Linked DNA regions of Homo sapiens: region 2 is linked to region 1. A link is an interaction called in ENCODE POLR2A ChIA-PET data of the cell type or tissue named here. Cell type or tissue: IMR-90. All regions are shown on one strand. Links, peaks and the distances in the headings refer to the core of each region. The heading gives the core; the rest is flanking DNA.

Region 1 (5,382 bases), core at 261-5,260:
AATTGGTGACAGATATGGGAGAACATGTTGGTGCCCATTAGAATCATAAAACTGAAATGGCTGCAGAATCACTAGAGTAATTCTAAAGCCTCCAGGGAGGCTTTGAGTCAGGTGCTCAAAGATCCTGTCCACATTCAGCTGGAGTGGCCACAATGCCAGTCGTCACTTCAAAACAGACACCCAGAAGAGGCAGCAGGGCCCAGCCCTTAGGAAAGAGTTGGAGAAGATGAATGAAGCAGAGCTGTCACCCAAAATAAAAGGCTATTTGTGGTGGTATTAAGTACAAAGTGAAGAACCAAGGTGGGAGGTAGACTATATCTTATGAGAAATGACCACAGTGAGGTCACACATTCCTTCCTTTTATGCAAATAGGAAGACCCAGGTCCCTATACATTTCAATAAGCCTTTCTTCTTTCCCAGGGTCATCCCTCCCTGTAAGCTCCAGGAGGCTGCGCTAATGCTCTGCCCTCAAAGAGAGAACTGGAAGGGTATTTGGCCAGGTGTACCTTCCTGGGCTCTTCCAAGGTGACAGCTCTCACCCTGTGCTGCAGGTGGCCCTGTGCCTGGTGCCACTTCTCACTGCTTACCAGGGCACATGGACACCGGTGGTTCCCAAAATGGGTCACAGCAGGATGGCCTGCATCAGAATCACCAGGGAGGGCTATAAGAAGGCAGACTTCTTCTTTTTCTTTTCTTTTCTTTTTTTTTTTTTTTTTTTGAGACAGAGTTTACTCTTGTTGCCCAGGCTGGAGGGCGATGGTGCGACCTTGGCTCACTGCAGCCTCCACCTCCCAGGTTCAAGCAATTCTTCTGCCTCAGCCTCCCCAGTAGCTGGGATTACAGTTGCCCACCACCATGCCTGGCTAATTTTTTGTATTTTTAGTAGAGACGGGGTTTCACCATGTTGGCCAGGCTGGTCCCAAACTCCTGACCTCAAATGATCCACCTGCCTCAGCCTCCCAAAGTGCTGGGATTTCAAGTGTGAGCCACCGCACCCGGCAAAGAAGGCAGACTTCTAAACCTAGAAATTCTGATGCAATAACATGTAGGAAAGAGCCTAGGAATTTGCAAAAATGTTTCAACCCCCAGACAATTGTGAAGCACGGCCAAATTTGGAAAATATTGATCTACACAAAACAATGCAACTATCCAAATATTAAAAATGACTTCACAAAAGATAGCTAAGAGTTTGTGTCCAATTTTGTAAATATATAAGCAATATACATTGTGGTATATAATAAATGTATAACTCCGATTCTATAAACACACACACACATGCGCATATATCTGAGTTGTAGGATGATAGAGGTTTTTCTTCTTTATTCCTTTCTCAGTTGACTTTCTATAATAAACACTTATTCTGTTCATAAAGAAAATATGATTTTGTGAGTGCTGGGGAGCAGATTATGACATATTTGGACTCCCAGAGAGGCTTAGCTCAGATTCCGTGTGTGGGTTTCCTAAAAACGCAATGCCTCCCAGCGAGGCGTGCTGTCCCCTTCCTTTCTTCTGGAGAGTCTTCGTATGTGTTTGTTTCAATACACTCTTCATTCTGACTAGCAGACTGCACGGCTGGCTTTTGTAAATGAACACTCATTTCGCTCTATTAAATTAATATATTGACTTTTTTTTTCCACAGGAGTTAAGGAGGAGATCGGGGCTGGGGGGCTGGGCATGCATTCAGGATAGGGCTCTAGTCAGCAGGAAATGAAAGAGCTGAGCAAGGAAACTGAGGTTGATATCAACATGGTGGGGAGGAGAGGCTGCTGTGCGGAGGCTCCCCTGTGCTGCAGGTCGCCCTGTGCCTGGTGCCAGGGCTCTCACTGGGGACCCTAGACCCCTCTCAAGCCAGAGCCCCATCATGCCAGGGCTGAGTCTGCTGTTGCTCTCCCTGGGGCAGGAGGGGAGAAGATCTGGTATGAGTCCAGCGTGAGTGCTTCACACTGGTGAAGAACAAGTTTCTGGAGTGAGAAAGAACTGGATTCAAAATCTGAGTCTGGCACTGAACACTCAGGCATGTTACTGTCCTTCACTAAGCCCAGTTTCCTCTCATCTAGTAGGGATGATAACAGTATCTACTCAATGGATTTCTTGATCACGACCATCGTCCAGCTCCCACAGACCCCATCGCCACCCACCCTCCTCAGGATGCAGTGACAATGTGGGCCTGCTCTGAAGACTCAGGGTTGGGGCCAGATGGTTAGAGAAGATGTCTGCTTTTTTCTCCCCTTCAGCCATTGAGACAAATATTTGTTATGAATACTGAGATTCTTCATTCTCTGCTTCACTTCTGACTGGAGGCAGCCTGAGGGGAAGACTTTTTTGAGAGGGAGAAACTGCTGGGAAGGTCCCTGGCTCTTGAGGGAGTGACACTGAATATTAAGGGTCTGGAGTGATGTCTGGAACGGCTGCAGCAAATCACTTCATCCCTCTGAGCATCAATTTCCTTTTATTTATTTATTTTGAGATGGTCGTGCTCTGCCTCCCAGGCTGGAGTGCAATGGCAGAATCTCAGCTCACTGCAACCTCCACCGCCTGGGCTCAAGTGATTCTCATGCCTCAGCCTCCTGAGTAGCTGGAATTACAGGTGTGCACCACCACATCTGGCTAATTTTTTGTATTTTTAGTAGAGATGGGATTTCACCATGTTGGCCAGGCTGGTCTCAAACTCCCGACCTCAAGTGATCCACCAACCTCGGCCTCCCAGCATGCTGGGATTACAGGCATGAGCCACTGCATCCATCCAGTTTCCTTTTCTTTCCAACTAGGGATAATAGTGCCTTCTTCACAAGGCTGTTGTGAGAATTACATAAGATATTATTTGTGAGAGACTGTAGCATCATGATTGGCATATAACAGCACCCAGCAAATGTTAGTTTCTTTCCTCTTTTAATAGCCAACGTGCAGGGAGAGTTTAATTCTGGAAATATTTGTTGACCACTTATTATGACTTCTGTAATATTTGAACGTGAATCATTGACAAGTCAGTCTGAAAACTGGCTGAGAGTCTGCGGGCAGGGGATTTGGAAAGAAAGGCAGTGGGACGACTCACCCTGGGGAAGAGAGGAATGTGTTTGCTCCTGAGGGAATGAGCCCCTAGGTTCTTTCTGGTGGGGGAAGAAGTCTGGAGCTGGAGGAGGCTGTCTGGGAGGTGGTGTGGCCTCTGACTTGCACTCTCAGCCTTAAGCCAATGGCTCACACAATGCTAGTGTGATTGCATTTTCTGTGAAAATCTGGCAGAACTGAGTTCCACAGCTGACATGACTGGAACAAGAGGCTCCATTCATGGACTTAGAATAGAACCAACATTAGGGCAAGGGCTCTAGAAGCTTCCAGGGGTGGGGTGCTGGAGCGTTTGAGTCAAGGGCACTTACGTCTCTGACAAGTGAAGAACCTCAGCAGATCTCTGCTTTACCCATACATTTTACAAGATGCCCTGAGTGCAGCTGTAGAGGGATTTCTCCAGTCAAGGATCCTTGACATGAATGCTCAAAAGATACATTCTTCCTCTACGGTGCAGTCATCAAGGACAGCAGGACAAGCAGATATATCCTCACCTGAAGTCATAACCAGGATCAGTTTTCCCCAATTCCAGCTCTTCAATTCTCCAAAGAGGACTTTCTGTAACTACCTTAGGAGAAACACACTACAGAATAAACATCAGCAACCAGCACAGGTGTGAGTGGAGACATTTGATCCCCAGCCCTGTCATTGTTGAATCTGGTGTGTCTAAAACCTCACGAAGGGGCAGAGGAGAACATGGTGCAGTAAACAACCTGCCCCATGCCCCAACTTACACTGCTGGCAGTAAATGACCCTCACAACTATCTCCTCCACTCATTCCCACAGATAGTGATATGTTGGCATTAACAACACATCTCTTTAAAAATTCAATTATATTTGCGTCTATTTGACAGACTAGAATAATTACTATCTGCTGCTAAGGTTTCCCCTGCAGATGCAAGAAAAAAGTGACCTTACATTTTCTGTCTGTCTGATTGTGGCAGCCAAGATTGAATAGGGAAATACAGAGGGTAGAAATCTAATTATATAACAGTATTGTGGTCATTTTTTTAAAGTTCTTATCTTTTGGAGACACATATTGAAATATTTATGAATACAATGATATGATTGTGGGATTAGCTTCAAATAATACAGGATGAGTATGATTTCATTTACATGAAGTACAAAAGCAAAAAGAAAATCACAAACCCATGCTGTTGAGGTGAGGAGAGTGGGGCGGAGGGTGGAGATAGTGACCAGTAGATAGGACGAGGTGGGTATCTGGGATTTGCATTTACACAAATGGCTTTGGGTTATGAAAATTCACTGTGCTTTAATTTTATAGCATATGCTTTTCTGTGCCTGTGTATATGTATACATGTGTATGAACATCATACTTCAACAAACCTTTTTGAAAAATCATAATGTGGGAGGAGGGGTAACTGACGTGGGGGTGGGAGTGGGGAGTGACCAAAACAGGATTGTCTGGGTGTTCACTGCTGAAGCTGGGTGGTGGGCACGCAGCGGTTTATTTTACTAATCTCCTATTTGTGTCAATGCTTGACATTTTCCACAAGAAAAATTTTATGAAAGTATCCCTGGAGGTGGCCGGGCGCGGTGGCTCACGCCTATAATCCCAGCACTTTGGGAGGCCAAGGTGGGAGGATCACGAGGTCAGGAGATCCAGACCATCCTGGCTAACGTGGTGAAACCCCGCCTCCACTAAAAATACAAAAAATTAGCCGGGCGTGGTAGCGGGTGCCTGTAGTCCCAGCTACTCAGGAGGCTGAGGCAGGAGAATGGCGTGAACCCGGGAGGCGGAGCTTGCAGTGAGCTGAGATCGTGCCACTGCACTCCAGACTGGGAAACAAGAGCAAGACTCCATCTCAAAAAAAAAAAAAACCAAAAAAACAAAAAAAAAGTATCCCTGGAGGTGTTACGTCTCATGTATTCTTAATTTTTTTTTAATTATACTTTAAGTTGTAGGGTACATGCGCACAACGTGCAGGGTAGTTACATATGTATACATGTGCCATGTTGGTGTGCTGCACCCAGTAACTCATCATTTAACATTAGGTATATCTCCCTCCCCCCTCCCCCCACCCCACAACAGTTCCCAGAGTGTGATGTTCCCCTTCCTGTGTCCATGTGTTCTCATTGTTCAATTCCCACCTATGAGTGAGAACATGCGGTGTTTGGTTTTTTGTCCTTGCGATAGTTTGCTGAGAATGATGGTTTCCAGCTTCATCCATGTCCCTACAAAGGACACGAACTCATCCTTTTTTATGGCTGCATAGTATTCCATGGTGTATATGTGCCACATTTTCTTAATCCAGTCTATCATTGTTGGACATTTGGCTTGGTTCCAAGTCTTTGCTA
Region 2 (5,382 bases), core at 213-5,212, 62 kb after region 1:
GGAAAAAACAATCTTAAGGATTGAAAATCCTTTAGTTGGAAATCAGCACAAATGAAACAGTTTTAAATATTAATTCATAATTTATGATGAAAATTTGAGAAAAAATAGAACAATTATATGCTACAAATTGTGTGTGGAATATGACTAAAGCAGTTCTAGAGTTTTTTTTTTGGCCTTTAGCCTAAAATGCATTCATTAAGCCAAAAATCAATAAATATCTGTATCAGGAATATAAATAACAGAATAGTTCCCCCACCCCAATTTGAAGGGAATAATGAGCAGAAATTGATGAAACAGAAAACAGATCAACAAAGTCAAAGTTGGTGTATTAGTCCTTTTTCACACTGCTGATAAAGACATACTTGAGACTGCGCAATTTACAAAAGAGGTATAATGGACTTAAGTTCCACATGGCTGGGGAGGCCTCACAATCATGGCCGAAGGCAAGGAGGAGGAAGTCACATCTTACGTGGATGTCAGCAGACAGAGAGCTTGTGCAGGGAAACTCCACCTTATAAAACCATCAGATCTCATGAGACTTATTCACTATCACGAGAACAGCATGGGAAAGACCTGCCTCCATGATTCAATTACTGCCCACCAGGGTCCCTCTCACAACATGTGGGAATTCAAGATGAGATTTGGGTGAGGACACAGCCAAACCATATCAGTTGGTTATTTGAAACCTTAATCAGGAGATAAGAGAGAAGGTGTAAAAGATAAGGAATGGCAAATTACAGAAGCTGCAGAGAGTAAACAGGTAATGGGGATATTATAAACAAACTTTGTCAATAAATTTGGACACTTTGATAAAATGTCTAAATTTCTAGAAAAAACAGAGCTGAACCAAGAAGAAATAGAAATTAGAAATAACAGTCATCCCCCAGAAAGAAGTTGGATTAACAACTTTTTAAAATCTTCCCTTGAAGAAAACAACATATCCAGTGTTATAAGCTATTCCTACCAAACATTCAAGATATGGATTATTCCAGTCTTACACAAACATCCAAAAAATAGCAAATAAACTCAGTTCTTTAGATGACTGCAACATTAATACCAAGAGCACAGTAGGGTCAATGCAATAAAGGAAAATTGCATGTCTATTGCAATCATTAATAAAAATGTAAACAAGAACCTAGCAATAAAGTTAACAAGATATAAAAATATCAGTTCTCAAATTTATCTAAAGTTTTAATCAAAATTTCAGTAAGACTTTTTATGGAGCCCGACAAACAATGTAAAATTTTTATAGGTAAAGAATAATCAAGATAAGTCAGAAGAACATAAGATAAGGGCATTTTTCCTATAAGATGTCAAGGTTTATTACAAGACCTGTAGAAGTATTGGCACAGGAATATTTTAAAAATTGACTAATAGAGCAGAATAGATGGCTTGGGAGCAAGTGTGCATACATTTAATAAATGAGGCTGTGATAATTGATTATCCATATCAAAAACAATGGTATTGAGTCCCTACTTCACATTATACACAAAAATAAAACTCCCCAGATGAATCAAATATCTAAACATGAAAAGCAATATTGTAAAACTTAGAAGACAATATAGGATAATATCTTTACCTTCTCAAGGAGATTTCCTTAAAGAAGGACTTCCTGAGACCCAAAAAACACTACCTGTAAAAGATCAATAAATTCACTGTTATGGTTAATAACTTCTGTTCACTACAAGATATCAAAAAGAGAATGAGGTAAGCCACGATGCATTCAAGATATTTGCAACTTGAGTACCTGACAAAAGATTAGAGAATAGAGAACTGCAAACAGTAAGAAAATGCAAAGAATCCTTTAGAAAAACTCCAAAGACACGGACATTTCACCAAAAAAGAAATACAAACAGCTCATAAACATTAAAAAAAAACCCAACCTATTCATAATTAGGGAAATGCAAAATGAAACAATATTTATAATTTATAACATTGGCAAAATTTTTAAGTATTGAGAAACGTGGAACATCATGAACTCTCCTTTACTCCCAGTGGAGGGTAACTACTTTGGAAATAAATGGCATTACCTAATAAATACAACCCAGCATCTCCACTCCTTAGATACATACCCCAGAAAAATTCCTACGTGTATGCACCAGGAGCATGTTTAACATGCTCACAGCTGCATTGTTCAAAAAAGCAGAAAACCCAGAAATCACTTGAATGTGTGTCTGGAGTAAATAGTAGAGAGGATAAAGACATTGAGTATAATCATCCAGTATGATCCTATCAAATATGTAAAATGGTAAAATAGCAATAGGCAACAGCATGGATGACTCAGGAAGATGTTGAGCAAAAATATGTGTATATAATTTGCAGAAAAATACATGTGATGTGAGTTCGTTTATAGTGTCTTATTTATGAGGCCAGCAGTGGCTATGTAGGATAATAAAACCACAGATTATTAGAAGAAAGTGTTTGCTGACAAAATTGAAGCCAATATCTTCTTTTTTACAAATGAAGAAACTGAGGCTCTGGGAGGGGAAGAGATTTTCCCAAGCTCACACTAATATTTAGTAGTACAGCTGAAATTAAAAAATTGGTCCCTGGGTCCTAACCAAGAAACCGCATTCACCATGGGCTTGGGGATATACTGAATCTGCTCAACACTTAGCTGTGTGAACCAGCACAAGTCAATTACGTTCTTGAAATCACATTGCCTCCTGAGTGAAATGTGTACAAGAAATAATGAGAATCTCATATGGCTGTTAGGACATTTGCATTGAAGTACTGTATGCAAAAGTTTATAGTCCAAATGTAATGAATCCTGGTTCTTTACATCCTACCCATGATAGCAGCAGACGGGGAGGAGGCTGAAATGGTATGGTGTCATCAGCCGAACACACACCCAGGCAGGAAAGCACCATACTCCAATGACAGATAAAGAGCCCAGGACTTCTCTGGGTATGCTTACACACAGGAGGGCATATAGGTGTTTCTAGTTAAGTGTCTTTATGCCCCTTGACTTTTGCTTTTGATACTCATGCTGAATTTATTTCTGGTTCCAGATGACTAGACATTCACTTTGCAAATAATTGTTGTGGCTCTATGTTTGCTCCAGACACAGAGCTTTTATTATCACCCAAAGACCCCTATGGGAACCAAAAGAATCAAGCTGAACCAAGATTTCTGCCAGAATCAGTTTCCTGAAGCCAGGAGGCTTTATCATGTTGTGCAAAGGACTTTTTTTTTTTTTTTTTAAGAAAAACAGACTCCTTTATTGATTTCTCCCTTTACCCCGCCTCTCCTTGCCCCTTATTTTGCCCTGACTTTGGGATCTCACCCTGCGTGGAAAAGGATTGGAGGGCATTCCTACTTTAGGGGGCAATATGTGACTCCATCTCTCAGCTCTGACTCAGGACCTTTGGCTTGGCCCTAAGCAGAGGTGTGGGAGGCTGGGGCTCTCTGATGCCCACACAGGGTCATTGGGAGGTTGGCTGAAGGATACCAAGCAGATTGCTGCCCCAAAATATGACTCCCTTGCCTATCCAGGTGTCTATAAACCCATCATTAGAAAGACAGTCTTTAAGACTCATTTCCAGTACTTCTGAAAAAGAAAGCAAATTCTCCTGAAAGCATAACACACTAAGCCCCTCTCAATCAGCAGTAGAGAGAGGCTGGGCCAACGGAAAGGTCAAAGTCATGAGCCAGGTGCACCCAGCTTCTAATTCTAGCTTGGCCATTTACTATCTGAAATCCTGAACTTCTGCGAGCCTCAGTTTCCTCATCGGAACGTATGGAATCAATACTACTTAGCTTGCAGTGTTGTTGTGAGAGGCAGCGACAAGAAACCCAATGCAATGCTCAACACTCACATCAATGGGATCCTATACATAGACACCATTATTGTCAACACCTTTGTGGAAAGCCTCCCCTTAAGGAGGCTGAATGGAGAAGGCACAGCATTCTTCTTAATAGATGTCCACTTTGATGTGGGTCTAATGTTAGGGGGTGATGTCAGGACTCTGGACACACTGCATTCTGAAGCAGCAAACAGGCAGCAAAAAGATAGTTGAGCCAATGGGACAGGAGCAGCCTCTGTCCTGGCCAAGAACTGTCACTCAGCTCTCCACAAACCAGGAGCACTATCCCACCCAGGATGACTTCTGGGCAAGGCAAGGCCTCCACGGGTCCCCAGAGGAACACGTGGCATATGTGAGACTCGAGTCAGACTGGAGTGCATGTTAAGGCAGGGAAGAGGAGTGATGTGAAAGGAAAGGGTTGACAGGTAGAGCCTTCAATAAGATGTGGCATGCCTTCACTGGAGAAGCCAGGAGGATTTCTGACTACCATCTCACAGGAAGAGAATGTAGACCAAGGACCATGAAGGGAACTTTGTAGGATTATGGAAACTTCATCATGTCCTTCTGATGTATTTCTGTGCTTTGCTGAAGGGTTCAGTGATTTGCCCAAAGTTATTCGAATCACCCCATAAGGGGCAGAAGCATGTCTCAAACCCTCTGGTGGAGCTTTCATCTCTTGGGGAGAGAAAATCTAGGTTTCATTTGAAGAACTGCCATTTAGACTGCTTGGCTGGGGAAGAACAAGACAGTACTCAGCTGAACAGCTTGCTGAGGAATATGGGCTGGGAGAAGAGCTTGGAAAAATGCGTGGCAGCCTGATGTCACCTATGAGGGTCAAGAGGTGAGCAGGGCAGCGGGGCTGAAACACTGAGAAGAGAGCAGCCCAGACTCAGACTCCTCAGACTGGGAACCAGGGGAGACTAAAAATCAGGGAAGAATGGGAAACTGGCCAGAGAGGAAATGCTGTTTACATCCAGGCCGGAGTTCCAGGCCTGGGAAGGCAAAGAAGCCCTAGGGCAGTGGAATCCAATAGACCTTTCTGCAACAATGGCAGCGTTCTACAACTGTGCTGTCAGTAAAGTGGGCACAAGCCACAAGTTCTTATCAAACCCTTGAAATGTGGCTAGTGTGATCGAGAAATACTTTTAATTTTATTTAAATTCAATTAATTTAAATTTAAGTTTAAATAGCCACATGTGGCTAGTGGCTACCACATGGGACAGTACAGCCCTAAAGAGTCAGGCTGTTTAAATTTTGCAACAGCAGAGGACCCTTGAATTGATTATATTTGATAGAGTAAGGGTGGACAGCTCCTGAGACTCAAGTTCAGGCAGGGAGGTCTGGACCAATTGAGATGGACGTCTGTGCTGGAAATTCTAAGAACTGACCCACATTAGCTGGAGAAAGAAGCCATTGTTCCCTCCCATGCCTCCCTGCTTCAGCCTTTGCTTTCACTGAAGACTTGGCACTTGGCATCTCTCACTCATTGGTCAGGTGACAGGTGTTACCTGCCCAGTAACTAGTCCTTACCCCCTCTTCCTTCCACTCAGCTGGGAATCCTCCTCTGTGCTCCCCT

What was found. ChIA-PET counts read pairs that join two places held together with the same protein. Peaks named below come from ENCODE experiments on the same cell type or tissue, not always from the same donor. Only the 100,000 strongest peaks of a DNase experiment are listed, where the experiment ranks them.
Region 2: POLR2A ChIA-PET joins it to region 1 with 14 read pairs; 2 of 35 experiments call an interaction of 5 or more read pairs at or near these places.

What each region holds. Positions count from the first base shown.
Region 1 is chr7:32,787,914-32,793,295 of GRCh38, forward strand. No RefSeq gene overlaps it. Among named protein-coding and RNA genes, the nearest start is that of LINC00997, 32 kb to the left of the region's middle. RefSeq lists an enhancer at 136-637 and a silencer at 4,585-4,774. In IMR-90, for the core only: no CTCF peak of the experiment used is centred there; a DNase peak (open chromatin) is centred at 3,018.
Region 2 is chr7:32,850,278-32,855,659 of GRCh38, forward strand. No RefSeq gene overlaps it. Among named protein-coding and RNA genes, the nearest start is that of KBTBD2, 39 kb to the right of the region's middle. In IMR-90, for the core only: no CTCF peak of the experiment used is centred there; no DNase peak of the experiment used is centred there.